Regions from separate parts of the Homo sapiens genome. Here region 2 is linked to region 1. A link is an interaction called in ENCODE POLR2A ChIA-PET data of the cell type or tissue named here. Cell type or tissue: Panc1. All regions are shown on one strand. Each heading gives the region's core, and the rest is flanking DNA. Links, peaks and the distances in the headings are about the cores only. Region 1 overlaps ABCC4 (ATP binding cassette subfamily C member 4 (PEL blood group)). Region 2 has its middle 9.9 kb from the start of LINC00557.

What was found. Peaks named below come from ENCODE experiments on the same cell type or tissue, not always from the same donor. Only the 100,000 strongest peaks of a DNase experiment are listed, where the experiment ranks them.
Region 2: POLR2A ChIA-PET joins it to region 1 with 5 read pairs; 2 of 35 experiments call an interaction of 5 or more read pairs at or near these places.

What each region holds. Positions count from the first base shown.
Region 1 is chr13:95,048,546-95,063,669 of GRCh38, reverse strand. ABCC4 (ATP binding cassette subfamily C member 4 (PEL blood group)) reads left to right here. Exons shown (of 31, transcript NM_005845.5): 26 at 811-966; 27 at 10,486-10,575. Among named protein-coding and RNA genes, the nearest start is that of LINC00557, 96 kb to the right of the region's middle. RefSeq lists an enhancer at 12,261-12,450. In Panc1, for the core only: no CTCF peak of the experiment used is centred there; no DNase peak of the experiment used is centred there.
Region 2 is chr13:94,962,407-94,977,530 of GRCh38, reverse strand. No RefSeq gene overlaps it. Among named protein-coding and RNA genes, the nearest start is that of LINC00557, 9.9 kb to the right of the region's middle. RefSeq lists enhancers at 9,935-11,269, 9,966-11,321. In Panc1, for the core only: a CTCF peak has its summit at 9,299 (motif pointing right); no DNase peak of the experiment used is centred there; H3K4me3 peaks cover 1,917 bases; H3K27ac peaks cover 298 bases.

The DNA of each region.
Region 1 (15,124 bases), core at 5,659-10,658:
TGACACAAATGTTTCTCAAGGGGCAATTGTAAGTATTAATTAGTTTGCAGCATGCCTTTTGAACTGTGCAGATGAAAGGCCTTACGTAAATAGCAAATGTTACTTGCGTTGTTGTTGATCTCATTATGTGTTTTTTGGCTACTGGTTACTACTGTCTTTTAAGACATTGCAATCTTCACTTCAGAATTTTGAAACATTTTGAGACAAAATATAGGCAGATATTTAATATTTGGAAGTTTCTCTACCAAAGAATATGTTATCTTAAATAATAGAACTCTAGAAAAATGAATACTCGTTTATGTCACTTCTGACACCTCTGTCTTGAATTAATATCCCTGTGAAATTATCTCAGAAATTCAGATTACTCAGATCCTGCAAGCAAAGCTAATTTAAAAGTTGCCTTTTCATGGGCCACTTAGGAGACTGTTGACTTTTCAATGCCAGTAAACAGATTCTGTTATTTTCAACTCTTTTTTAGAACAGTGGATCTCAACCAGGGGCAGTTTTGCCCCAGAGGACGTTTGTCAGTGACATTTTTGGTGGTATCATTTTGGGAGTGTGCTCCTGGTATCTATGCAGTAGGGTCCAGGGATGCTAGCGAACCTCCCACAATGCCTGGGGCAGCTTCCAAAATGAAGAAGTATCCAGCTCAGAAGGTCATCAGTGCTGAGGTTGGGAAACTCTTAGACTACACTCAATATAGAATGTCCTTAATTCTTCTTCAAAAACCGAAAGTTTTCTCCTAGTTTTGCTGCATCCTGTGATTTTTTTCTTTTTTTTTTTAATCCTGCCGCCTGGATCTCTCTGTAGGTTGGCATTGTGGGAAGAACCGGAGCTGGAAAAAGTTCCCTCATCTCAGCCCTTTTTAGATTGTCAGAACCCGAAGGTAAAATTTGGATTGATAAGATCTTGACAACTGAAATTGGACTTCACGATTTAAGGAAGAAGATGTCAATCATACCTCAGGTATGCAAGTCATAGCGTCCTTACCTGCCCCTTTTATAAGAGCTACTATGTTTAATTGCTTTTACTCTTATTGCTTTTTTTAATTGGATGAAAGGATTGTTTTTTTTTTCACCCAATAGAGCATGTTTTTATGAGCAGATATTTTCAACAGGTATTTTCATCAGATATCCAGCTTTGTTCATTTCTCTCTCTCTCTGTGTGTGTGTGTGTGTGTGTGATATTTAATAACTTACGCAGATAGATTTCTGTACTAAGATGCCACAGTTTTATCCACTGATAACCATAAAGAACAAAATGATGCATTGTTTGTTTAGCACTGGGGAGGTTTCTATGGGGAGATGTGGATTTTAAGTGTCTTAATGTTGGAATTTTGCTGTAGGAACTAAAGCTACCTTCTCAAAGGTGATTACCTCCATGAAGGGCTTTCTGTGAAACTGTGGGCTGTGAGAGTTAAAAAACTTATAGTTGGCTTTGTGGTGACTTTTAGAATCTAGCTCTTGGTGAATGATTTTAACCAGGAGGTTGTTAAAGAATAGCAAGGAAGAACATGAGAGACGGAATTCCATCTCTCTGCACTTCTGCTTCATCTTCCTTACGATCACCATTGTGAGAGTGTGTGGTGTATTTCACACAGACCCAGTGAGTGTTTGCTCTGATGGTGGAGGGTTAAATTGGCCATCCTTTCCCGGACTCTGATTCTATTTTCTTTTCTTCTCCTTTGCAGAAGTGACTCTCAAGGAGTGTTCTAGAGATTGGATTATTTGTACAATAAGAGCTCCTGTCATTGCTTTGGTTCATATTTAACATAAATTCAGAAAGTATTCATTGAGTAATTACTATTCTCCAGGTGTATAGTCATGAGCAACATAGACCTTGTCCCCACCGGCATGGGGTCTGCAGCTGTGGGGCCTCATGGCTTCCATCGGACCTCACAGTTCCATCCTGTCCTTCACTTTAACACCTCCACATATTCAACTCCAGACATGGCTGGGTTTTTTGTTTGTTTTCTTTTAATGTGGGTTTTTTTTTTTTTTAACACTCTATAGTCATTGAGGGGAGCTGAGGAACACACACACACACACACACACACACACACACACACACACACAAACACATATTCTGGAGAAGAGAAACACAGAGAGGAGACAAGAGCAAAACCCAGGCAGTAATGAGCTTTCTGGGCATGTGGATATAAACAACTCTTCAATGCCTGTTTAGTAGGAAGCATAGAGAACGTGCCACCGGAAGGGAAGGAGAATGTGATTTTTATCTTAGACCAAGTACAGTTATGGCTATCCTAGCACTGACCTCTAAAACAATTGGAATCACGCTTAAGTAATTTGGAGGATGTGAAGAAATTGGAACCCTGTGCACTGTTGGTGGGAATGTAAAATGGTGCAGCCACTTTGGAAAACACTGTAGAGATTCCTCAAAAAATGAGAGCTAATGTGATCCAGCAGTTCCACTTCCAGAAAGAATTAAAAGCAGGATCTCAGAGTTTTGTACATCCATGATCATCACAGTACCCAAAAGGTGGAAATAGCTCGTGTCCATCGCCAGATGAGCAGATGAATAAAACGTGGTCTATCCATACAATGGGAAATTATTCAGCTTTAAAATGGAAGGAAATCCTGACAGTCTATAATGCAGATATACCCTAAAGACATTATGCTAAGTGAAATAAGCCAGTCACAAAAGGACAGACACTAGATGGTTCCCCTAATATGAGATACCTAGACTAGTCAAATTCACAGAGACACAAAGGAGAAGCGTCGTCACCAGGGGCTGAGGGAAGGTGGGGGGTTGGGAGTTACATTATTTCACATAGGACTTCAGTTTTGTCAGATGAAAAGCGTCTTGTGAATGGATGGTGGTGATGGCTGCAAAACAGTGTGAATGTCCTTAAGACCACTGAAATGTTGACTTTGAAATGGCAAAAGCAGTAAATTTTATGCTATGTGTATTGTACCACAATTTTTATTTTTAGTTTAAAGAAAAAAAAGTATCCCTTTCAGGATAAAATGGGAAGAAATGTTTAGCACGTTAGATTCCCTCTGGCTATTAGAAGCATGACTTAGTGCTTACAGTAGAAAATGAGAGTATAAATTCTCAAGTTTTATATTTTGGTTATGCCCATCTCAAAAATGGGCCAAATGAGGTTTACTTAGCAGAGATAATGGGCATGTCTGTAAAGTGCTTTTATATCCTTGGATGAAAGGTTCTAGGAACGTGCCCTGCATTACTTTGAATGAATTCTTAATAAGAAATAGTTGTGTGCTTGTGTACATAAAAGAACTCTAAATAAAGAAGTAACATTAGATGATTCTTGGCTCTGCCAGTAATGTTTTGGAAGCACATCTGAGCAAAGACTAAATATACCTTGACATCACCAGGTTTTGGTTCAGTTCCATAAGTTTCCACCCTACTTTTGAGCAAATGCTCTATGTATGTAGTCCAGGGAGCATGCTTACAAAACACTGCTAAGCTTTGTATCCATGTAGATCCTGATCTCCAAGCATTGTAAACAGAGAGACTTTCCTTTTTAACTTTGTATGGCTTTGTCTCCAAGGCTCAATGTTGGTTGAAAAAAAGAAACATAGTCTAGAGGGACTGTGCAATACTTAATGCGACCCAGGAAATCATTCAGCAGACTGCCTGGGATAGAATCTTTCAGAGCATCTTCTAAGCGTCAACACGACCCACATTTTTATTCCAGCACTGCCTGATAGAAGTGTGACCTCAATGAAGTCACTTAGCCTCCAAGCTTCAGTTTCCTCATCCTTAAACCAAACCTAGTAATTACTAACTTACAGATTTGTTGTGAAGATTTTACTAGATGAGAACATGTTTGTGGCCCTACTCTGGGTTCTGAGGAATGCTCAATAGTAACTATTTCTAATTAAGGATTGGGGTGCAGGCCTTTAGGGCATTATTGCTACTCGCTATTCTAGAAGGACTTGGCTCATTAACTTCTGTTTCTATTTTTGTGATCCTTGGTGAATTCCTTTAACCAAATTGTTTATGTAAATTTAAATAGTGAAGCAGCAACAAACAAAAAAAAATGTGCACAATAAAAGCCTAAGAGAGAAATCTAATGTTTTTCTCACAAGGAACAAAAGGTGAGGCTATCACTTTGTTTTCTGGCTTTCCCCCACCCCGGTCTTAGCGGCATTCCTCACCACTCTCAGTACCCCTCTAATGCTTTGCATTTCGCGAGCAGGCAGCCGACACTGGTTCTCAGCCCTGCGTGAGAACAGGGGCTTGTCCCTCTTAGATCCAGTGCTTTAGTGATTGTTGCGTCCCAGACAAGTTACACAAGTAGTGAGAATTCCTAACATTTGCAGAATCCTTAACATGGTTATCTTCTTTCCTTGCCATCTCCCACTTCGTCCTCACAGCAATTCTGTGTCATCCTCATTTGACACATTTTCAAACTGAGGCACAGAGAGCTTAACCCACTTAACAAGTAAACAGCAGAGTCAGGATTCAAATGGAATTTACGGCGAATCTCAATGCCAGATCCTGAGTTCCTGAACCCTCTCCTAGGGACTTTAAACCCATGTTGGCTGGCGCAGTCCCCGATCAGAACTCTGCTTTGCAACATGATTTAGTGTGGGCTTGTGCAGGTGCGCACACACGCACAGAAACAAAAGTCTCACAACACGATATTACTCCATGCTTCTGCGCCCTGATATTTTCTATTATATCCATTCTATTCTGGTTCATATAAAAGACATAAGGATGGTCATGAGTCACAAAAGTGATTTCATGATCCATTGGTTGCACCTGCCATTTGAAGAACAGCGTGCCTCACTGTGCTGCCCTGCTTGGCCGGGCTCCTGCTGCCTGGCAGCACCGTGCAAGGAGCCTTATGACACAGTGATTGTCACTGCAGCCCTGCAGGGTGTGTCAAGTTAGCCCCATTCTCCAGGAAGGAAACTAAGGCTCAGGGAGATTAATAACTTACCTGGAGATGAACAGCTAATAAGTAGTAGAATCAGAACTCAGAACTATCCAGCTCAATTTTTTTTCAGTAAGTATTTGTTGGACAGCATGATATCTCATCAGACATTTTACTCATTGTTTTTCTTTTCTTTTTCTTTTTCTTTTCTTTTTTTTTTTTTTTTTTTTTTTTTGAGATGGAGTCTTGCTCTGTTGCCAGGCTGGACTGCAGTGACGCCATCTCAGCTCACTGCAATATCTGCCTCCTGGGTTCAAGCGATTCTCCTGCCTCTGCCTCCCGAGTAGCTGGGATTACAGGTGCGTGCCACCACACCCAGCTAATCTTTGTATTTTTAGTAGAGACAGAGTTTCACCATGTTGGCCAGGATGGTCTCGATCTCCTGACCTTGTGATCCGCCTGCCTCAGCCTCCCAAAGTACTGTTTGTTTTTCTGTCTACCCAACTTACAAAAGGTTCCCAGAAGCCATAACCAAAGAGAGCAAATATACAGCAAAGTCAAAAGGTATCTTTTCTTTGAACTTTATCTGTCATTTGGACAGTTAGGTCATTTTGAAAGACTGAATCATTTGTGATTTATTTTTATTTTTATTTTTATTTTTTCCAAAACCTTAAGTGACACTAAGCACTAAAAGAAAATCATTTTGGAAACAGAGTGTATTCACTTATGTGTCGTGGGCTAGTGAGCGTCAGAAGATCCTCCAAGCCTTACCTTGTGGGAGCTCAGAGCCCTTTTTCTTCCGAGGCCTCGCTGGCTGCAGAGGGTGGAGAAGGCTGGAGACTTGAGGTTGCATGAAGGTTACTGGTCTGCAGTGCAGAAAGCATACACCCCTCTTCCTCAGAAGTGAGTGGAAAGCCAAATGGCTTGTGTCACCACACACTGATGTAGGGAATCTAGGAAGTTTGGGAGCAAACACAGCAAAAGCAGAACCAAGTGCTGTTTCTTCGAATGGCCATGTTTGGGCAAGTCTAGCCTGCATGGCTTCCTGGGGTTGTGTGGAGCACGAGTTTCTGTGTTCTCTCTCTTCCTGGCTTATCCCTTTCATTTATGGTTCAGGGTCCTCTGTCACTCTTGACCACACCATTAGCAACTCAAATTCGTGGTTAGGATTAAGCAGCAAGGACCTGGGAAAGAACTGGGGCACAGAAATGATGACATACATAGTCAGGGGCCAGTCCTGGAGTCACTTTAAGAAACAAATACTGGGCCGGGCACGGTGGCTCACGCCTGTAATCCCAGCACTTTGGGAGGCCAAGGAGGGTGGATCACGAGGTCAAGAGATCAAGACCATTATGGCCAACATGGTAAAACCCCGTCTCTACTAAAAATACAAAAATTAGCCGGACGTGGTGGTGCGCATCTGTAGTCCCAGCTGCTCGGGAGGCCGAAGCAGGAGAATTGCTTGAACCCCAGAGGCAGAGGTTGCCATGAGCTGAGATTGTGCCACTGCACTCCAGCCTGGCGACAGAGGGAGACTCTGTCTCAAAAAAAAAAAATACTGAATTCTTAAGAAAGTACCCCTCAATTTGTATTCAAAATTTCAGGAAGAAGCGAACAGTGAAAGTACTTCCTAAATAATTTCCCTAAACAGAATAGTTAGCTGAAATGTATGCTTCTTTTGTGTTCATGACACAGGGTAGTTAAGTGCACTTCCCAAGGAGAACACCAAGGTGATACTATAACTCAGACAAGAGTTTGCTTAACTGAAGGATCTGGAAAAATGGATTTCAAAACTTTTTTTAGGATGGATTATTTACTCCTCCAATCCTACTGGCACAAATAAATGTTTTCAACTAAAGAGTAACTTCATGCAAATTCAACATTTATGATAGCACCCTAACGGTTGGCATACATCAACAGCTATAATCTTTGTTAGGATTAAACAGATTCATTTTTCATATTTGATGGACTTTTTTGTTTTTCTATCAAAGCAAAAGCTAAGTAGTTTTTAAGCAGCCCACTGCTCAGACTTCTGCTATCTTGGTATTTCTACTCCCTGAATTTTCTTCAGTAAGTTGAAAAGGTTAACCAGAGTGTGTCTCTTTAAGACTTCTTTTTTTATTACCTGATTTTCTTTCCTTTTTTTTTTTTTTTCTTCTTTTTGAGAACAAAATTCAAAGGGAAAAGAGGTAGGTATGCAGTTACTAGTAAAGAAATACAATTGGATTCTGGCCTAATGCAGTCAGTCCTTTGTTTCTGCACACTGAAGTCTTCATTAAGGCCATGGAACTGCTCCCTGGAGCTGGTGACCTTTTTGTATCTAAAGAAGACTTTACACGACTTAAATTCTTTTTCCTTTGTTGGTGAACAATGTTCTTTTCTTCTGAAAATGGATGATGATCAGTTCATTCAGAGGCTACAGGGTTTTTTTAAAAAAGAAGGGAAACCAAGATTTAAAGTGACTTCAGGTGATTCCCTGATTCTTGACACAGGGAGATGAGCTGCCCTGAATCAAGGTCTTCAGGATTTGAAATGCACACATAGCTCTGAGGACATCAGGCAGCAGCAGTTGTGGCTAGCTACTGTGCAGTGTATATTTTAAGAGAGCGAAGTTTCCTGGTTTGGGACAAGATTAGGGTAAAGTATTGTGCTTTGTCCTGCTGGTTTGTAACTCCCCATGCGATTTTTGTCTTGGTCCCAGGTCGTTTTAAGTGTCTGAAGGTTGGTGGATAGAGTTTCTTCTTGAGATAATGAGAGGCTTGTCTTCCAGAAGTTTATATGAAAGCTCTAGGAAGACTGTAATTTTCAGTCTTGCAGTCCTGCTGAGGGATTATCAATTTACTGCACTAAATGCTTTGATTCAGAGCGGCCATTTTTAGGTCACGTGGTGGGTTTTTTTTTTGCTGTTGTTGCTGTTGTTTTGAGACAGTCTTGCTCTGTCTCCCAGGCTGCAGTGCAGTGGTGCTATCTTGGCTCACTTCAACCTCCACCTCCTGGGTTCAAGTGATTCTCCTGTCTCAGCCTCCCGAGTAGCTGGAATTACAGGCGCACCCCACCCTGCCTGGCTACTTTTTGTATTTTTAGTAGAGATGGGATTTCACCATGTTGGCCAGGCTGGTCTTGAACTTCTGACCACCAGTGAACCACCTGCCTCGGCCTCCCAAAGTGCTGGGATTACAGGCATGAGCCACCACACCCAGCCTGGTCACATGTTTAATATCAGCTTGTCTTATGTGAGTAATGAGGACAAAATTACTACTCAGTATGGCGCAAAGATTTTTAAAAAGTATGACCTTTAAACCCTAATGAAAAACAGGTTTGATCTGGTGCTTCATTTAAAATAATACGTTGAACAGAACATTGGTTTTGCTAACAATGGAGGTTAAAACTCGTACTAAATGACATTTTAAAATATATACCATCAATAAATATGTACTTAGGCTACTAAATCTTTTACATTTTACATGAAGATTGTATGTTTACCATAAATCTCTACTCTGAAATGTTCTGCCTGCAGAGGTTGGAATTTTAGAGTTGATAATTACAAAGAGTAAGTCAAGTTTTTATCTTTTAATCTGAAATAACCAGAATGATGGTTATTCCCCTCACAAGAAATTCCCACCATTGTTTAGATGGTTGTTCAGGTTTTGGTCTTCAGTTGGGTACTTTTAAGACAGACCTTACCTGTGACTCTTGGAATTTTTCAGTTCCATTTGGTAATTCAGAAACATCATGTGACCAGTGACTTTTCAGTGCTTTTGGAAGGATATTGGCCACTTTATCAGCTTTATACACACAAAGTGCCCATTTTACCGTCGTTTCCATTTTTGCATTTTGCTGAGGACTTATGTTTTTGGTGGCACCCTGTCTGCCTTCTACATCCATTTCTTCCTCACCAGCCTTAAAACGGAGACGATAGGGAAAGGGATGAGAGCCTCCCTGGATATCATTTTTCTTTATGGCTGGAGAAAAAAGAAGTCTACCACCTTTATCTCTCTTCTCAGGCTTTTGGGAAGTGAGGAGGAACAGTCCTGCCCCAAAGCCAGGTGAGATTTGAGGCCAGTGGTTCCCTTGAGCATTTCTCCAGTACCTGTGGAAGAGTCTCACCTTCTCTTGTTCCCACATCTGTGCATCCCCTTGTTCTGCCCCTATCCTTGAAAGCAGTTGATGGGGCTCCTATATCCTTATGGCCTGGCTTATTAGAGCCTTCCAGAAGAAAAGTTTGTGTTTTTGTTTTTTTGTTGTTTTTTTTTTTAAGATGGAGACTTGCTCTGTGGCCCAGGCTGGAGTGCAGTGACGGAATCTTGGCTCACTGCAACCTCTGCCTCCCAGGTCAAAGTGATTCTCCTGCCTCAGCCTCCCAAGTAGCTGGGACTACAGGTGCCCGCCACCGCACCCAGCTACCAGAAGAAAACTTTCACACAGCCTACCTAAGCTTATGTTCAAGAGTCTCTCTTGAAATCCAGGAAGAGGCTGATATTCCAAGAGTGATTTAATTGTGGGATCCTCCTGAAGCAGATGAATAGGAACAGCTATTTAAATTGATGTAATTTTATTATGACCTCCTTCACAGTGGTTTTCAGGTAACCCTGCTTTCTTAGTTAATAATGAGGTTCTGTGACCCAGGTAACCTTGATGCACAGATGAGATAATGTGGGGATTCACTGATGCAAAATCAGAGGCAATCCTTTCATAAGTAGAGGTGCCTCTGGCCCCAGTTGTTTAGATCTCCTTTGGCCAAAAAAAAAAAAAAAAAAAAAAAAAAAAAAAAAAAAAAAAAAGGATGTCCCATTCTGACATTGGAGAGATTTTTTTTTTTTTTTTTGAGAAGGAGTTTTGCTCTTGTTGCCCAGGCTGGAGTGCAATGGCACGATCTCGGCTCACTGCAACCTCCACCTCCTGGATTCAAGCGATTCTCTTGCCTCAGCCTCCTAAGTAGCTGGGATTACAGGCATGTGCCACCATGCCCAGCTAATTTTTGTATTTTTAGTAGAGACAGGGTTTCACTATGTTGGTCGGGCTGGTCTAGAACTCCTGACCTCAGGTGATCCACCCGCCTCGACCTCCCAAAATACTAAGATTACATGCGTGAGCCACTGCGCCCGGTGAGAGATTCTTAATCTTGGAAAACTGTTTTGCCAACGGAGAAAATAATCCTAATTTATTCTTTAGTGCAAATTGGAAAATGCTTAATAATTTGGCTTTGAAGCACAAACTTTAATCATGCTGTCGGTATTTTCCAGTATTACATGATTGATAGTTAATTTCTATAGCTCTATTCATGTAGACCCTCGAATAATTATATCCTTATATTTCATGTTAAGCTAATAATATGAGGAAAACAGTTTTAAACATCAGGCCTGTATTTTTCATTTTCTTCTTAAGATAGCACATTGCAACAGTTTTGTTAGTGTTCAGTGGTCTGGAAGGTATTTTGGAGCACGCTTTGTACAGTGGAACATTAATAGATATGTTGTTTTGTAAACAGGCATTTGTAACGCTATAATTATTATCATGAATTTTATTTTTTGGTATCTTAATTCTATTGTTGATGTTAGCATTGGAATAAAATGAAAAAAGAGTCTGTGGTAATGACCGTGACTATTTTGGGCACTTAGGAACCTGTTTTGTTCACTGGAACAATGAGGAAAAACCTGGATCCCTTTAATGAGCACACGGATGAGGAACTGTGGAATGCCTTACAAGAGGTAATTGATAAAATGTAATTATCTTTAGTCTGTTAGCCTCAGTATGTGTATATGTACCTTTACAGCATTGCAGGAAATTAAGAGGAGCTTAGCGGTTTAACTAACTTTGTTCACCACCCAGGAGATCATTGAGGATGTGGATATGCTATAATGTGTATACTGATGATGATGAAAACCAAAAATAAAATTTCCCTGGTTCTCATTTTAATTTTCTTCCTGTTGTCCAAAACAGTTTGGTGTTGTTTTATTTGTCTTTAGCAATGCGTTAAACTAGAAGTTGTATTTATGAGTTGAGATCCTATTAGTGACTAAGTTACTCTGCACCATTTATTTTACTGCTCTGTTCTTAGGGAATTTCTAGTAAGGGAAGACCATAGTCGTTTTTCATTAACTAAAAGATAGATCATATTTATGAAATGCTTTAAGTTTTATAAGAAAGTGTTTATAAAGGTAAATTATACAGTTGGAATGGGATAATAATTATTTATTGGCAAACGTGTAATTTTAATGCAGATAACAGAACCCTGCAGCCTCTGCTAAGGTTTTATACTAATATGTTGATTTCTAGAGGATTTTTCTATTATTTATGTGGTTCCTGTTGGGCCACTTCTTGAAATTTTCTCACCCTTGCATGAAAAAAGGACTTTGACTATTAAGGTGCTGTTGGTTTGTGTATTTTAACACTGATTTTCTGTGTTCAGTCTAGTTCTGCAAATTTGTGCCAGTCTACTTGATGGCAGAAACCATATCATAAAACTGGTAATCCCTCACAGGACCTAGTTTAGTCTTTTGCTTTTAAAAAGTAAGCATTTAAGGCTGGGTGCAGCGGTTGATGCCTGTAATCCCAGCACTTTGGAAGTCTGAGGTGGGTGAATCACTGGAGGTCAGAAGTTTGAGACCAGCCTGACCAACATGGTGAAACCCCATTTCTACTAAAAATACAGAGATTAGCTGGGTATGGTGGTGTGCGCCTGTAGTCCCAGCTACTCAGGAGGCTGAGACAAGAGAATTGCTTGAACCTGGGAGGCCAAGGTTGCAGTGAGCCGAGATCGTGCCACTGCACTCCCATCTGGGCGACAGAGCAAGACTCCGTCTCAAAATAAATAAATAAATAAATAAAAATAAAAATTGGCCAGGCCCGGTGGCTCATGCCTGTAATCCCAGCACTTTGGGAGGCTGAGGCGGATGGATCACGAGGTCAGGAGTTCCAGACCAGCCTGGCCAACTTGGTGAAACCCTGTGTCTACTAAAAATACCAAAATTAGCCAGACGTGGTGGTGCGCATCTGTAGCCCCAGCTACTCAGGAGGCTGAGGCAGGAGAATTGCTTGAACCTGGGAGGCGGAGGTTGTGGTGAGCCAACATTGTGCCACTGCACTCCAGCCTAGGCAACAAGAGTGAAACTCCATCCCAAAATAAATAATAAATATTAAAAGTTAAAAAAAAGTAAGCATTTAATAAGTATGTATTAATATGTTTGATCTCTTCATTTCAAAGAAGTGTGGAGCCTGGACAACATGGTGGACTTTGTCTCTACTAAAAATAAAAAAAAAAAAAGAATTAGCCAGATGTGGTGGCATGCACCTGTAGTCCCAGCTACTCAGGGAGTTGAGGTGGGAGGATCTTGTGAGCCCTGGAGGTCGAGGCTGCAGTGAGCCATGATTGCACCACTGCACTCCAGCCTGAGTGACAGAGATTAATTTCCCTCCATTGTTATTGTTGTTGTTTTGAATTGGTGCATTTGTCATTGTTGCCCTTCCAGGGATAGCTCTGAAATCTTTAATTTATAGATGGGTTTTGACTGTGAGCAAGTAGACTTGGAGGCCTGACAGTTTCCTGCCAGTAATTCTTGTTTCTGAAGGCATGTCATTGCCGAGTCCTTACACACCCACCCTGCTTTCCAGCAACTGTGGGGATTTTCTTTTTCTAAATTAGGTCGATTACTTCACCTCCTGATACTTGATAAGCAATTGACCTCTGATTTCATTTAAATTTGTGAATCTCTGTACAGTGAAATTCTAGGAGAGAAGAGGTGGGTACAGTTAACTGTCAAATGTAAAGAAAGATAAGGCAATCCTGTGCCCCTAAACTCTCAGGACAGGTTTAATAGTGAAATTGTGACACACCCTAAAAGAACAAGAATTACTCATAAAGTGTTTTTCTATTTGTTTCAGAGCTTGAGATTCCTTGTCACAGATTCTCAGAGAGCAAAAGTACTTTTTAGAAACACATTTCTCTATGAACAGTGAAGAAATGTTAATTGGGAGATGATCCTATCAAAAACCATCATGGAACTTGACTGTAACTCATACTTATTTCATTTGTTATAGCCAAAATTAAAATAAAATTTAGTAGCCTCTCAAGAATTCTAGAAATGATGAGGTGGAAGACGTGGTAGGTCCCCCTCAGAAGTGAAAAATTATCCCATCATTGTCTTTCTCTGGGAACTACTTCTTTATGGCATTGTAGGTTTTTCTGTGAATGATTTGGAAGAGTTACTAAAAATTAGGGTACAACATTGTATTTCCAGTGTGATTCCAGCTGTTTTTAATCATTCTTATATTCTGACACCTGACCTAAGAAAGACACCAGAGCATTTACATTGCTCGTTTGGGGGTAATGAGACAAAGACTGGAGGAGAGTGTTTTCTTTTCTCTACAGTTTTCCTGGATTTTCCAAATTTCCTTCTGGGTGCTTGTATTCTTTTTACCTTCTAGATGGTCAGGGGAAAGGCTGAGCACTCCTAACAAATGAAGCATTGTGAGTTTTTCACAACAAGTTTCATGACTACAAGTTGATGGAGGCTGGGGGCATTCTGATAGGTCAGGAATTCTTCCCCTGGGGTCCGTGGAGTCTGAGGGTCTTCTCGTAGAGAATTCCAAATCTTACTTCCTGGTGATTGTAAACGTGAAGTTATGTGTGTGTGTTTATCTTGAGAGATACCACACAAGGGATTCAGCACCACGACTCTGGTGCCATTCAAGTTTCTCTGGACTTCTCTGTCACATTCTGTCTCTCTGCTGTCTCCATGGTTTTCATCTTTCATTGATATCCAGTTCAGAACTGGATAACTCATCTTGCTCTTTAGTAGGAAACCTGGTGTCATTTGGAAACCCCCTTTAAAGCAGACAAAAAACATAGTCACTTGGTTTATAAATGAGGCCAAACTGGAAATGGGAACCCAAACTCAGAGGGTTGGCTTGAGATTAGGACAGCACTGTCAGTTTTTTCCTCTTTAACCACTTAAAAGGTGGTTTAACCACATAAAAAGGAAAGATGCCTTTTATTTCTTGGAAGTTTTTTTTATTTCTTCTTACCCATGATCCCTTGGAAAGGGTAATACCTGACATGCAAAAGAAGTTCGGGCATCTGGAGGGAGACAGTCCTATGGATGTGGTTGTGTCATCTTGGTTATTTTTTTATTTATTTATTTTTATTTATTTATTTATTTATTTGAGACAGAGTCTCACTCTGTCATCCAGGTTGGAATGCGGTGGCACAGTCTCGGCTCACTGCAACCTCCGCCTCCCGGGTCCAAGCGATTCTCCTGCCTCAGCCTCCCGAGTAGCTGTGATTACAGGTGCCTGCCACCATGCCGGCTACTCTTTTTGTATTTTTAGTAGAGACGGGGTTTCACCATGTTGGCCAGGCTGGTCTCAAACCCCTGACCTCGTGATCCACCTGCTTCAGCCTCCCAAAGTGCTGGGATTACAGGCGTGAGCCACCGCGCCTGGCCTATTTTTATTTATTTATTTATTTTTTTAGACAGAGTCTTGCTCTGTCGCCCAGGCTGGAGTGCAGTGGTGCAATCTCAGCTCACTGCAAACTCTACCTCCTGGGTTCAAGTGATTCTCCTGCCTCAGCCTCCCAGGTAGCTAGGATTAAAGGCAAGCCCCACCATGCCTGGCTAATTTTTGTATTTTTAGTAGAGACAGGGTTTTGCCATGTTGGCCACACTGGTCTCAAACTCCTGACCTCAAGTGATCTGCCTGTCTCGGCCTCCCAGAGTGCTGGGATTACAGGCGTGAGCCACCACACCCTGCTCGTTTTTTGGGGTTTCTTTTCTAATGCTGAAAGTTATCGTAAATACTGAAAAATAGTCAGCTGTAAATGGAAGAAAGTTTACTAGAATTAGTGCCACTTCGGGCCCCTAAATAAGAGCAACTCTGTAAATATAACGTAAGTAATGATTAAAGATGGAAGTCGTTTATGAGAAAAAAGTCAAAAGATCACACAGTAGGTACAACTAAGAAAATGAATCAGCAGCACGTTATTTCTGTTAATTAAAAAACGACTTTAATACTGGGATCTACAATTAAGACTAGGTTATATCATGTTGGAATAGTGGAGAAATTATCTAATCATGTTCAACATTGATAGAATTGCTGTTAGAATACAAGGATGTCTTGTATTCAGGACACCATAAGACAGAAATCTGCACATCAGCAGTGTCCACATCCTCTGGGCCTTCTATTCCCCACACCTTGCACCTCCATTTTTCCCAGGCCTGTATTGCCCAGAATGGGCTTCCGCTCGCTTCGTTCACACTT
Region 2 (15,124 bases), core at 5,656-10,655, 86 kb after region 1:
AACTAACTCATTCTTCTCCAGTTCCACCTGTCCTCAAGTACCTTGTACTAGTTGCCAGGGTTCTCTCATCCATTTTACCTAATGTGCCCGTATTTGACCATCCCTTTGATTGTGTTCTTGCATGCTCAGAAACTGTTAAAAGGTTTTCATTTTCTACTCTCAGAAATAACACTTTTGATCCCAGGCCCATCTTCTCTCTCTCTCTCTCTCTCTCTCTCTCTCTCATTTTCTACTCTCAGAAATAACTCTTCTGATCCCAGGCCCAGCTTCTTTCTCTCTCTCTCTCTCGCTTCTTTTTTTTTTTTTTTTTTTTTTTTTGAGATTGAGTCTTGCTCTGTTGCTCAGGCTGGAGTGCAGTGGTGTGATCTTGGCTCACTGCAACCTTCACCTCTTGGGTTCAAGCAATTCTCCTTCCTCAGCCTCCCCTGTAGCTGGGACTACAGGCGCGCGCCACCACATTTGGCTAATTTTTGTATTTTTAGTAGAGACAGGGTTTCACCGATGTTGTTGGCCAGGCTGGTCTTGAACTCCTGACCTGGTGATCTGCCCGCCTCGGCCTCCCAAAGTGCTGAGATTACAGGTGTGAGCCACTATGCCCAGCCCTGTCTCTTTTCTTTGTTGCACCCAAACAACCTTGTCATCATGACTCTCATGGTGCTCACTCTCTCCTCCCCATGCACCGTGCCTTCATAAATCCCACTCTTTAAAAATCATTCAATAAATGGGGTGAGAGAAAGCTTTTTTTTTTTTACAGCAGAATTCTGATTAATGAATGTGGGAGGAAATAGAAAATTACCATTGACAAACACCATAATAATTGTTGCATTCAAGAATCATATAGGTGGATGATAAATTAGTGGGTGAAAGTAAAATAGGAAACAGGATATTTGAATAGTCTCAAAGAATATCCCCATAGGAAACTTACTAATTACAAGGGAAAAATAGTAACTTTTTAGTGGAGAAACCTGGCAGATACCACTGTACCTTGTTATGAGACATAGTGATATCATGTGCCTCCTGATATGATGTACTGAGAAGGGTACAACATCACTTCTGTGGCATTCTTGCCAAAAAAGACACACACTTATTTAAAAGGATACATCAGACAAATCTAAATTGAGGGGCATTCTACAAAATAGCAGGCCAGTCCTCAAAGTATCAAGGACAAGAAAGAAAAGGAAAGCCTGAACCAGACTGCAAAGGGGTAAGAAAGTGTGACAGTGTGACTACTAACTGACTAATTGCCACGTGTGATCCTGAATTGTATCTTATTCATGGGACAACTGGTAGAATTTGAAAAAGATCTGTGGATAGGTTAATAGTATTGTAACAATGTTCATTTCCTCACTTTGATAATAGTTCTGTGGTTATGTAAGATATTAACATCTGAAGATGACAGATATATAGGAATTGTCTTAGTGTATTTGCAACTTTTTTGAATCTCAGAAATTATTTGAAAATTAAAGGTAAAAAAAGTGTTTAAAACTTACTCTAAAAGTCAGTTTTACCTCTCCTTAAAACCTGCCTATATAAACTTTAGGCAATCAAATCAAACACAAAAATACCTTGGCAGAGTTTAATTTCAAGCTTGGTAGTGAGTGAATAACTATTAATTCAGGGAACATTTATTGAGCATCTACTATGCCCCAGTAATTACACTCAGCAGTGGGGCTTCATGGTTGGGTGCTATACACTTATTTGGTTATGCTTATATGCCTTGTTTTCCCACTTATGTGGAAAGCTCCTAGAAGACCAATTTAATATTTTTTTTGCACTTCTCCACAAGATGCCTAGTTCAATGCCATTTACATAGCAGTCATTTGGTAAAACATATATTGAATAATTCAGTGAATATTCTGTTATTTCCTTTCTCTGAGTCACTGCCCACTTAAAAGCAGGTTGTATGTGGACCTCTTTTTTCTGGTATCAAGCTGCCCTGGCTATTTTATCTCTGGTCTTAGCAATGTGTCCACCAGTCTCTTCCTTTTACCCTCTCCTCCTTCTCCTAGCTCTGTGGGAACACATCATTGTTCCTGCAGTTCCAGGTGCTGTGAAAACACGGATGAAAAGATATACTTCATCCATGACCTTAGGCAAATCGCTTGACCTTTTGGTGCCTCCTTTACTCTGCCTCTAACATGGGAATCCTGAAAATGACTTGTCAAAGGCTTTGACATGCCTCTTCCCAAGCCTACGTACAAATTATCCCTAATTAAGAGAATAAGCTGAGCTCCTTGCAGGAATCTGCTGCTGGGGAAGGCAACCCTGTTCCCTGTTTGGAGTGTTTAGTCAGAGAAAGCTTCCTGTGCTTCAGATATTTTTTGTCCTGCCTTCTCCTGGGTAGATCACAGCTGGCAAAAGCCCCACTTGTTCCTAAGAAACTTTAGCTAGAAAGTCAACAAAATCATATCTCAGCTCTCTACCTCATCAACTCCTCTCTTTCAAAGGAGCCTAATCAACAGGGTGAATAGAGTCGAGCCTGCATGGGCCTACAACAATTTTACAGGGGTCTGAAAAACACAAATAGGAATAGAGAATAGTTATTTTTAAACAACACTGGAATAAGTTTGTAATCTTACAGATTCCATTGGAAAGAAAAGATGTATTGCACCATTTTGGGGGTATTTTGGGCTAAGAGGAGGTACCCCCAGTTCCTGCCTGTCTTTCTTAATCCTGAGTTTGCCCCTGTAATGAGACACACTGTTTATACAAAAGCCAATCTGTTTACTGCACATCTGCCACATCCAAGCCATAATTCTCGATGGCATTTTAGCTCCTCTGTTATTGTCTATACTAAAGGATTCAGCGTTCAAATATAAATCTGCCACTTCATAGAAGATGGTTTACAGAACTGTCCTGATTATTGGCAGCTGAGGAATTGTTAACTATTGGCTTCACCAAAGGATTGCTCTAAAAATGCACATCCGAAGTGAACAGGGCAAGATTTGGAATGAAGAAGGGTGCACATTTTAGAACAGCTTGTGAGCCGCTGTGCTTATGGAAACTGCAGCAAGAGATGCACTGAGACTAAAAGCAGCCAGGAGACACAAGGCAAGCATGCATAAAATAATTGCATTGTTGTGTGCCAGAATTCAAAGCAGGCAGGGGCATGTTACTGTTGTGGGAAAGCTTTCTGTAACCATTCTGAATATACATTCAAAGATGAGTATTTCAGGAGATGTAACAGAAAAGGGAAAACCCAAATATTGTGTTACTCAAGGAAGAGCACAGAGGATTCCCTAAGGAATGGAAACTAAATAAACATATGCATGCTGTGGCTGCCGATAATAGAGACTCAGGCTGTGAGAGTGGGCTAGCCAGTTGAGAGATACAGTATTCAGCATATTCAGTGTGGGCAAGAGTGATAGAAAAATAATCTGGTTAACACCCCGGGTGGAGGCCGAGATGCTACAGATGCAGCTGGATACAGGATCAGCAGTGTCTATCATCTTATGGCAGGGATATGGGATATTCCTCAAAAGTGTTAAATTGATGGAGACAGACCAGCTAAAGTTGCATATTTAAGAAAAGGAAAAAGGAGAATCTCTTTAAGTAACTGTAAAAAAAAAAAATCAACATCCAACATCAGATACATATGCCCAGTGGAATCCAGGCTTTAAATATTTTTGTTCCTGTGAATAATTCCTTAACATTCTGCTAAGCTGGCACTATTTTAGCATAATTCACTGACCCCCACTGACCAATAGACCAACAGCTGGACAGCTAAGCAGCTTTTGGGCATGAACCTGAAATATCCCAGAGAGTAAAAGGAGGCGTTTAAGCTGACTGAAAATAAACACGGCTTCTTCAGGCACTGATTGTATATTACGCTATCTGGCCAGAAATAAAAGATGACTTGAAGAACTAAAGGTCACTTTAAAAGGTCTCAGGGGAAATGGAGAGTTGAACTTTTCTCTTTCTGTTAGTAAAGCTTGATAATGCCACCATTTATATGTTCGGGCAGATCTTGGAACTTTTAAATGGAAATGTTGACAGCTCAATGTAGAACTGCAACTGATTTCCTTGCAGAGGTAGGGTGGTTAGTGGAGAGATGACTGGAATTGGGAGGAGATGTACTGGCTCCAGCACTCCCTAGCTGTCTTACTACAAAATAGTCATGGCATCTCTCTGAATTTTAGGTGCTTTCTGTCTCCACTTGCAAATGGAAGAAAACACCAGCAGCCCTTCAAACTTCGTAGTAGGTATAGTAAGGACCAAAACAAGAGAATGTTTGTGGATGTGCTTTGTAAATTGCAACACACTGTACAAACTAAAGGCTTTCATGAGAACATATTGTTGGGTTGACAGAAAACTCCTAGCTTCAGATGGCTGTTGGAAAGGATTAATGTGGTTTTGGAAGCAGACTGACTTGTTAGACTAAGGCTCAACTACACTGATTAAGAACCAACCTGCAGCCAGGTGCGGTCGCTCACGCCTGTAATTCCAGCACTTTGGGAGGCCGAGGCGGGTGGATCCCCTGAGGTCAGGAGTTCAAGACCAGCCTGACCAATATGGTGAAACCCCGTTTCTACTAAAAATACAAAAATTAGCCAGGCGTGGTGGCACACGCCTGTAGTCCCAGCTACTCAGGAGGGTGAGACAGGGGAATTGCTTGAACCAGGAGGCAGAGGTTGCAGTGAGCCGAGATCGTGCCACTACACTCCAGCCTGGGCAACAGAGCGAGACTCCATCTCAAGAAAAAAAAAAAGAAAAAAGGATCAACCTGCAAAGTAACTTTTACTATGGACACTTCATACCGCAAGTACATGTGGAGGAATGTAATCAGCAAGAAAACTTCAAAAAAGAAAAATATTTTAAAATTAATTTTCATGCCTTTAACACCTTATAAATGTATGTGAATCATTCAAGATTACATCTGCCTTCCTTTCAAACTAGCTATGAGATATTTGATTCTCCTCGACAAACTTCATTTTACAAAACTGGCAATGTCCATAGTTGATTCTTTCAATTGGGTTGATTCCAACCTCCTCAGAAAAGGGTATCAATGGAATAAGTTTGAAGAAGCTCAGCGTTTGTTCACTCAAGGAGCTCATCATTAATTTGCTCTAGGCAGTGACGTCACTGCATGCAAATTGACGTGCCCAGCAGAGAAACCATGCATCAATATCATTTGCTGGGTTCCAAAGATTTGTTTGTATTTTTCTAGAGTTTGGCAATTAAATAGCTAAAATCCTTTCTGTCCCAAGGTTGCTCTTTGATATTCAGGTAATGCTTAACTATTCTGAGAGTTGCAGAAAGTGATTATAAAGAAAATTTAGTTTGTAACTGTGGGGTTGTATAGAAGGTGCAATCTGTAAGTAGCTGGAAATGATTCAGATGATGTTCTCATTCAAACTGAGTTATTTTGAAAAGAATGTTTAATTGGAAGAAATCCTTTTTTTTTTTTTTTTTTTGAGATGAGGTCTTGCTCTGTTGTCTAGGGTGGGGTGCACTGGCATGATCACAGCTAACTGTAACCTGAAACTCCTGAGATCGAGCAATCCTCCTACCTCAGCCTTCCAAGTAGCTGGGACTACAGGCACTCACAACCGTACCCAGGTAATTTTTTATTTTTGTAGACACAAGCTCTCACTCTCTTGCTCAGACTGGTCTCCAACTCCTGGGGTCAAGCAATCCTCTCACCTCCACCTCCCAAAGTGCTGAGATTACAGGCATGAGCCACCGTCCCCAGCCCCAGTCTTTAACATAGTAGAATAACACGCACAGAGCCTGGATGAGAGATACTAGCTTGAAAACACAAATTCTTCCCACAGACCATCTGGAGACAGGAACCTATACCAGGACAGACATCTATAGATAGATAAATTATTATTATTTTGAACAATCTCTATAACATTAATTCACCTGAAAAAAAAGTAAGAGGAAGATGCTTAGAAATCATTTCATTGCCAATAATGAAATGAGGGTCATGTCTTGTCACTTCACCATTGTCAGAATTGATATTTAAAAATAAATTGAGTTAAAGTTTAACAGAGATACCTTACATTTACATAACAGCTTGCAGTTTGTAAGGTAACTTTACACATTAGCTGGATGGAGTCTCATGCTGGGAGAGCAGTTTCCTCATCTGTAATAAAGTAAGCATGACGGCCTCATGGGTATCATTTTGTGGATTAAGTGGACTAACATTTCAAATACCCCCAGCCTAGGGGTAGGTCCTTGAAAATATTAATTTTCCTCTCAACTATGTGAAAGTTGGTGAGTTTGGACCACCTTTGGGAACTGAATTTGAATGACTCAATGGACAAAATGCCATTTGGAATCTCTGATTCCATTGGCCAGAGGGACACTGCAGTCCTAAAGGAAAGCATTGAGTCAGCACCTAGTAAATTATGAATTACTCTTTCTCTTCTCTAGCAGTAGCAACCAATGAGAGGCATTAATTTTAATAAATGCAATGTAACTCCATTCAGGAACGGTCTTCATTCCCAAGGTTTGATCAGTGGCTAGAGCTAGTAGGTGCTCAATAAACATTTGCAGAACAAATGCATGAATAAATGACTCCCAATACCTGATCTCTTTTCTCTTCCCTACCCTTTATGTCCAGCATTTGTATAATTTATACCCATATCTTAAACATTTTTTTCATGTACTTCTCCTGGATTTTCCTATCTCCTTGTCAAAGGTCAAGAGAACTCCCTCATCTAAACTAACACTGAACAGATTCTTCATTTAATTTTCAGTACATGTTTCCAGTGCATAACCACTGCTCTCCTCAGCTCTTAGTAGCTTTGATACATGGGATTTCCTCCACAGAGCTCCTCAGCTTCTCCATATGGACTCCTTATATGCACCCCCCATCCCGTCACTACTTTTCCCATCAATGCTACCAACATAGTCCTTTCCCGAGGGAAACCCTAAGTGATTCCTGGTCCAAGTGGTTGACAGTCAGACTAGCTTTTGATTCAGAAGTGTTTCACCAGGAGAGCCATTTGGGCCCGTTCCTCTAAATGAACTCTAACAGTTACACTGGAAGGGACAGCTTCTTTAATGCCATTCTCTATTTCCCAATGTCAGATTTTAAAACTCAAGGGAAAGTGATATTTATGTCTTATATATGCTCCTGCCTATGATTGTTTTTAAAATGTAATTGAGGAACAGAGGGAAGAAAACACCCGCTATTAAAAGAATTAAGCCAGAGTAGCAACCTCTCCGTGGAAGGTTTTAGTATTCCTGATAACCTGCTCCTTGATTCCTGCCACCCAATTTCCCAATTTCCAAGCCAGAAGAAATGATCATTTAAACAACAAAAACATAATTTTTAAAAAATCAAGAAAATATAGGGGGTAATGGTAGGAAGCCTGTTTTAGTTTTTCTGTGCTAATAGTCTATCTTCAAAATTATAAGACTTCAATACAACTCACTGGACATAAGGGAAGACAGAGGGATAAACATAAACCTGTATTTTTGTCACATTTGACAGGTCAGACTGTTGGTTACTATTTTAAAGGGGCTTTGCATTTATTAAATATTCCATTTACATATACTGTCACAGGTCTGCATTTACAAATGCGCTGTTTTGCATGCATTTTCAGACTGAGAAAATGCAAACCTAATGGGCTCAGCTTCTTGACATTCCACCTCCTTCTCGGTGAAAGTGTTACTTTAAAAATCAACAGCTAAAAAATTAATTGGCCCAGGCGTTTTTAAAGCAAAGATCAGAACAAACGTTTACTGTTTCTTTTGAGGTCTGCACATAATTCAATATTTTAAAATTGAAAAATATGCTGCCTCATGGACCACACTGAGAATGTGGCCTTTGGAAATTTTGGAACAAGCAAATAAAAAAATTTTTAAAATGTAGGCAATATAGAAATGAAAGTAGTCAAAATATGCTCTTCATTGAATGCATCAACATTTCCAGCATTATGACCTATAAAGGTTATAGTTTTGAATGTATTTTAAAAGGTCAGAGCCCCAAGTTCTGGGCGGATGATCACCTTCTGGACAGTACCTAGTAGTTGATAATCTGTAGGATTCACGGTCTTTAAACCGTCATTGACAGGACAGCTCAGATGAGTTCTAGGGAAGCTATTATAGCCAGTTGGAGAAGTAATGCATGCATTTAAAATACATTAAGTATTGTTATGCAGCCATTCATTGCTTCCAACAAAATAAAATGTTTTATAAAACTGCCTGAACCGTGACCGGCTTCTGCCTAGCACGGTGTCTGGTGCTCAATAAATATTTAGTGAATGAAATAAGTATTTGCTAATGTTGATTTCTTTCTTTCTTTTTTAATGATAAAACCAAGCCTACAGAGCTGTTACACCTCTGAGCAAGTGGAAATCCATAGAGTAAATGAAAGGGTTTTGATTTGGGGGCTTACCATCCTGTAAGCTAAAATGGGTAGTCCTTAAGGTTGAAGAGTGGAAATGGATCAAGCAAGAAGTTTGCACCCTCCCCACTACCCCACGCCCTCCCAGAACTATTCTTAACCTGAAATAACACTCACTAGCTCAAGTTCAGAAATTCAAAACAAGAGCTGGGTGCAGGATAAGATTTCAACTTCAGTTTTTGCCCGGCACAACTGACTTTTGTACTTTCCACCCCAAGACTCCTCCCCGAGATCAGAGCTTTGTGCAGCCTCTTCTTAAGTTACAGGGAGTTAGAGCAAAAGGGCATCTCCCGTAATGGAGCTGCAAGGAATCCCTTGCTTAGGCGCTCACGGTTATCTCTCATTCTCCCTCTCCCTTTTTCCCCGGGAACGTGAAATGCTGAGATGGAAATCCTAGGGTGAAGATCTGGGGTCCATGAATGCAGACCGAGCAGAGCTGAGGTTTGAACGACGCCTGTCTGCGGGCAGCGGAGCAGGCGCTCCCGGGAGCTTGGAGGGCGGGGATGGGAAACCTAAGAAATGCCTGGAGCCGGGTTACAGAGCCGCCCCTCGGGCACACAGCGGCCGCAGCGGCAGCCAGGAGCTCGGTGCAGAGGAACAGGGGAGGATACGCGAAGCAAATAACCCAAGTCTCCATCGGACGCCTTAACATCACCGGGAGCTGCGCGCACCCCGCGCCTCCCCCATCCCATTCCCGAGGGCCCGGGAGTTGCAGGGCCTGGCACGGGGTATCCCCGCCGAAGTCGCCCTTTCCCCGGGGACGGCAGCAGCCTCGCTCCTCCCGGGTCTCCAGGATTCAATTCGTTGCCCGCTCCTAGCTTCCCTCTGCTCTGCGACGGCCCCCACTTTTTGTAGCCCCCAAAAGCACGCAGGACCCCACATCCCCAGGAGAGGCCCTGCGGTGTTAGGGCGAGGACAGAAGGGGGAGCTAGGGACGGCGCCTACGTCCTGCGGGGAACTGGGGTGGAGGGGAGGATGGGGGAAACGGGGCCTGCAGAGTCGCCCCTGCCTCTGTGCAGCGTGGAGGCGCCAAAAGCCGAGAAGGAAATGCTCTCTGCCTTCGCCCCCAAACTTCTACTGGCCCGGCTTGCAGTGGCGAACCCCTGCAGGTAGCCGAGCGTGTGGAGAACGCCCTGGCCGGGACCCCTCGGAGGCTGCGGGTGGGCGGGACTGCGGCGAAGGGGACCCCGGCCCGACCCCAGGCGCCACCCTCCGCGGCTGCCCCGTGCGTCCCAGGCCGGGTAATTAGGAGCCCAGCCAGGTGCGCCCCGCAGCCCTACACTTTGTGGGGCTCGACCATGGAAAGCGCCGTGTCATCAGTCTGCAGGGAGTTGCCAAATGACAGAGCTCCCGGCCGCCCCGGCGCCGGCGCCCCGAGTCTCGGCCGCGCAGCCCTGCCGGGCGCCCGCAGAGGAGGCTAAGCTGCAGCCCACGCGGCGGCCGCCGGGTGCCTGCTCCGGGTCTGCGGCGGCGCCCGTGCGGGCGAGAGAAGGAGGCCGAGCGGTCCCACCCGCCCTGCTCCGAGGGACCCCCGGGGTCCCGGCTGGCAGGGAAGGAGACCTGTTGAAAACTCTTAACGCCAACTTGAAAGACAATCAAGTCGCCCGAGCAAAACCCACTCTCCAATCTGTTTTCAAGTGTCATAAACGCTGCACTGCAGTAAGATTGCTGCTCCCTTAAATGGGCCAATAATTTCCAGCTCTCGCCCACAAATTCCCCCAACAGGGGATTTCAATGTAACGCAATTCAAATAAGTAAAAACCACTTTATTGCTTTTCGAAAATTCGCATGCATTTATTCCGCTTAAAATTTGATATAGGGCATTTTTTTTTGTATTACCATTTATCGCTTGCCAAGAAATAATTAAGAATAGGAGCTCGAAGATTAATTTTAAATAAAAAATCTTCTCAAATGAAAATGTCAGGTCATAAAAATTCCTTTTAAATAACAGCATATAAATCTTTGAAATTAACCATGTAATTACAATGTCTATCAACTTTTACCTTGAGCTTTGAGCCTCTCTTTTTAATCTCCCATTCTTTTTTAATGAATAGCTATTTTGAAATTAAAAAGTACTGTTCATTACACATGCCCCACTATAATAGGGTTTTTATCATATTTGCTGTATGTAAAAATACTTGCTACTTTGTAATTATTCACACGCCGATCCTTTCCTATATTGAGTGGAAAATAAAAAATGAAATAGAAGTCAAAGGTGCTTTAGAGCTGAATGATTTACACAATTCATTAAGGACGGTGATTTTTCAGTTAGCATCAGATTAAATGGTTACTTACTCTCAAATAGCCCTTGGGGACTTGAATTGCTGGGTAGCAAACAGATTAAAGTTTGCATTGAAAGAAAAATTGAATTCAGAGGTAATCAATAGCATAATAGGGGCAGTGAGTGGTGCCTGCTGCCTGAAATGAAATTACCATATTTTTAATCTTAATTTTCCACTCTGTTTATCTGACAGTGTGGATGTGCAATCCAAACAGATAATGAGAGAGTGGGATATTGACACCGCTGTCCTCTGGAGTGCTTGTTTTCAGTGATTAAATGCTGTGATCTGTGATTACTTTGTGCAGGGATGTCAGGGCTGCTGGCCAGAACCATGGGAGGGGCACTAGCTCAGCAGCTGTAGCTCCCGACTCTCCCAGGTCCTAATGTCTGAAATTCATTTTCCACCAGTAATATAGAAAAATAAAGATTACCTATTTATGTATATACTTTGGCTGCACAAATTACAATAGTTAATCCCATTATTATTGTTGTCCTGACTCAAAAACGTTTTAATTAGATCGATATGTAGTGAACCCTCTCTGTAAGTTCTGTATTAATGAGCTAACAAACTTGCTTCTTACAGGAAGAGGTAAGTTATAGAAAGCAATAGGTTGGGAAACTTTGAAGGGAAAGTGTATTGTCATTAGAGAAGCAGTAGAGAGGAGACTGGGGCATTGTTAAAGAAATCTAGCCCCAGAGGCTGTAATTATATAACAAGCTGTGATAATTTTAAAAAATGCAAATAGTTTTCTTTGGGTATTGGGAGAAAGTCTTCGTGTGCATTTAATCAAATTAATACCTCTAGCCAAGTAAAAATACCGAATCACAAAATTTTAAAGTTATATAAATCCTATATGCTCAAAATACAGTATCTTTGGATATCTAAATGCACCATGGTGATTAGTATAATCGGGATGAATACCTTATATCGAAGGCATTATTGCATTCTGCAGTGAGGAAATTTACAATGCTTCACGTTAGAGAACATATTATGGGTGCATCATTTGAATTTGAATTCACTTGACCCTGCTGTGTGAATAGATTTACATTAGATGATGGCTATCTACCATCTATACCAACAACCTGCACTGTCCAGCAAAGACACTGTGTAAAGTCTGCGTGTGTTTAGAGAATTTGGTAATTATGCATAGTTAATTAATTTATCCTCCCTTGATACATCTGTGTACCCAAATAAAAAGGACTGAAGAAAGGGTGATGGGCAGCACTGGCTATCTGATAATAGATTATTACACAGTATTTATTTCTCCAAATTGGAGAGTAGTCATAATACACAAGTAATGGTACCATACCTCATTCAATCTTTCCTTAACCTTGGCTGCAGGCATTGTCTTCAGTTCCTAGTGCACATAATAACTTTATTTTTTTCTCAATCATTTCTGATATGCAAAACTCTCTGGTAAGGGAAAGGGAGCCCTAGGCTAAGTACACAGAAATAAAGAGTGAAAACTCACTTTGTGAAAAAGGTGACTGAGCTCCACCACTGGGTGTGAATTCAAGTTTATCAATTCCGTAATTGGCAGCGTCCCACAAAAAAAAAAAAAAAAATCCCCAACTTCCTCAAATTCCCTAACTTCTCCAGTTCGACCCAACTGGTTGAAATTGGAAAGTTTTAATAAATTAATATGTTAACCATTGAGTGGCCACAGGCTACTCTGATCTTATCGCATGTATTACTGATAAAGAAACTGGAGAGGAAATCTATGCTCATAAAAATATTGACCAATGACTTTTGCTCAGTTTCATATTTTAAGCATAGACTAAGGAGATTCCTATGTGTTATATAAACCCACAATGAGAGTGGCACATCTCCATTTTACCACCTGCTTTAGATGTGCTCTGTATGCTGTGTTATTTTGTAAATTGTACATTGTAAAATGTAAAGACAGGTTACATGGGATCCACACAATAAATGAATATAATCGAGTCCCAAGGAATCTTTATCATGGTGCTGGAATAAGCTTAAAATTTTTGCTTAGAGTCTTTTTATTTTTTATTTTTATTTTTTAAATTTATTTATTTTTATTTTATTATTATTATACTTTAAGTTTTAGGGTACATGTGCACAATGTGCAGGTTAGTTACATATGTATACATGTGCCATGCTGGTGTGCTGTACCCCTTAACTCGTCATTTAGCATTAGGTATATCTCCTAAAGCTATCCCTCCCCACTCCCGAATCTTTTTTTAAAATCACAGAAAGATGTATCAGCCAGATTAACAGAATTTAGGCTGAGCCTTTCACATAGAGTTTCAGTACCATTTTGACAATTTATTCAGTATTCAGAAGAATCCATAAACTTGAATATAAACTACATACAGTCCTGTCTTTATTACAACAAACTCATCCAATTTTTTGATAACTTGTATTGTGTTCCCTAAAATTTTTTTTATCAATACTTAAACATGCTGATTCTCATAGCAATGGAATACGGCTGATATATATCCTTTGACATGGAAAGTAGTCAAAATGCTATTGGAACTTTTTCCCTATCTTCTGACTACCTCTGTAATCCAACTGAAACGTAGGTTTTCTAAGGATATAAAAGCCTTCCTCTACCCTTATACCTGCAGTCACCATTCGAAGTTTATTGAGCTTTAGAGCAGACAAAGACTGAGAAAATCCAAACCAATCTCTTTCCTTTCACTTTCTAAATCCTGACATGGTCCATCACCTTTTAAAAATAGTGAGCTGGCCTTCTCCAAAAAGGAGAAAAGAAGCAAATCTAATGGAAAACAGTAGAGAAGGATAATCTAATCTTTAAATAAGGAGACATGTTTCTGAAAGCTTAAGAAGGGCAAGTTTCACACTGATGTCATCTTCTCCTGAAAAATGTGAGCCCTCCAGGAGGTGGAGAGGGAAATATTAATGCTATTAATCCATTGTCCTCGAATCCTTCCTAAATAGATGAGATTTGAGGGAAGGCTCTAGATCACAAGAAGTAGAAGTATTCATGGAAAACAAATGGTTTTCTCCTGATTGGCATTTAGCTTGTTCAGCCATTAACAAGCCAGTCCCTGGAAGAGCCTGAATGTTCCAGTGAACCACACACACAAATGACTGGCAGTTACTTCCTAGACGTGACCCAAGCTTTCCTTCCAAGCCAATCTGTCATGACCCGAAGAAGAAGGAAAATGTACTTATCTCTGACTCTGGAAGTGAAAGTTTATTCTGGGACATCGCTAAGTTGAGTCACATCTCAAGTACATTTTGCATTAAGGAAACAAATCCCAAAAGGGTTTCCTCAAGAAATGGTGGCTCTGTTGGACCCAGTGACAACAGTGCAAATACTTCCATCAATTTTTTCACCTCGAGAGGCCAGATTTTTTTGTTGTTGTTGTTAAGTTTTGAAGACTTTGCTTCCCTGTAGCCTTGGGGACAATTGTGGCAGTAAAAACTAAAAAATAAAGCCACCCATGATGCAAAGAGAGAAGTGACCATTTCTGCAGAGTGGACATAATGAATAGATAATGAGCTTCATAAAGCCTGCATGGAGACACATCTGAGTTACTGATTGCTCTATCACTCATGCCAGGCACAGTGCCTGGCACACAGCAGATAGTAACTATGTGCTTAAATGAATATACAGATACAGCAAACGTTTGAGAACTGCCAGGTCATTTTGATTTTTAAGTGTCATTAGTAAGTCCAGAACTTGAATATTTAAATTATGGTGAAAAGTCAATATTTTCAGGGCTTTCAGTATTTCCTACCTATACTCTATCTAAAAGTTCATTATTCTCCTAAACAACTTAAAAGACAGAGCCATAGATGAGTAATTTGCTCCCCATTTGATTAGATACTGAGTAAAGCACAAATGATCACCTTCCAGCACTGTTAGTTTCCACTGATACCCATCAGATGCTTGAGCTCCACTGACCACGTTGTCTTGACATTTTGCTTCGTATTTTTTTCGCTCTCCCTCCTCCCTTTGAGAAGATGTGCTCCTTGGAGACAGGAACTAAGTCTTGTCTTATTTTCCCTTTCCTGGGCACAGGAGGTACCTCCCAATGTGTTGAATGAATTAAAATATAAGCCTTGTATGGCAAAATCTTATCCTAAGCTGTCCCTGGATTTAAAAAAAAAAAAAAAAAAAAGCTAAGTGATATCCCTTTGGGAGTTCCATTCCCATCTCTCTTTCTGTCTCTCAGTGTCCCCAGGGTCCCCCTCCCTCATCTGTAACATGAAGGCATGGTTCTAGGTGGCTTCTACCTCCAAGATTTTATAAATTGAAGACATTCTTGAAAATTTGTCACCTGACTGGATTTGTTCACAAACTAAACATTTTGGAGACTGTAGTAACTAAGGGAAAAGTAGAGTTTCCCAAATCATCTCTTCTTTCATTCCTTGGGGAAAAGTCATAAGAGAAATGTTTTCTTTATAGAAACTTAACTATCACAAGTGGCTTCACATTTAAATATCTGCACCTAAGTCTTTCCATTTGATTTTTTGTTCTGAGACCCTT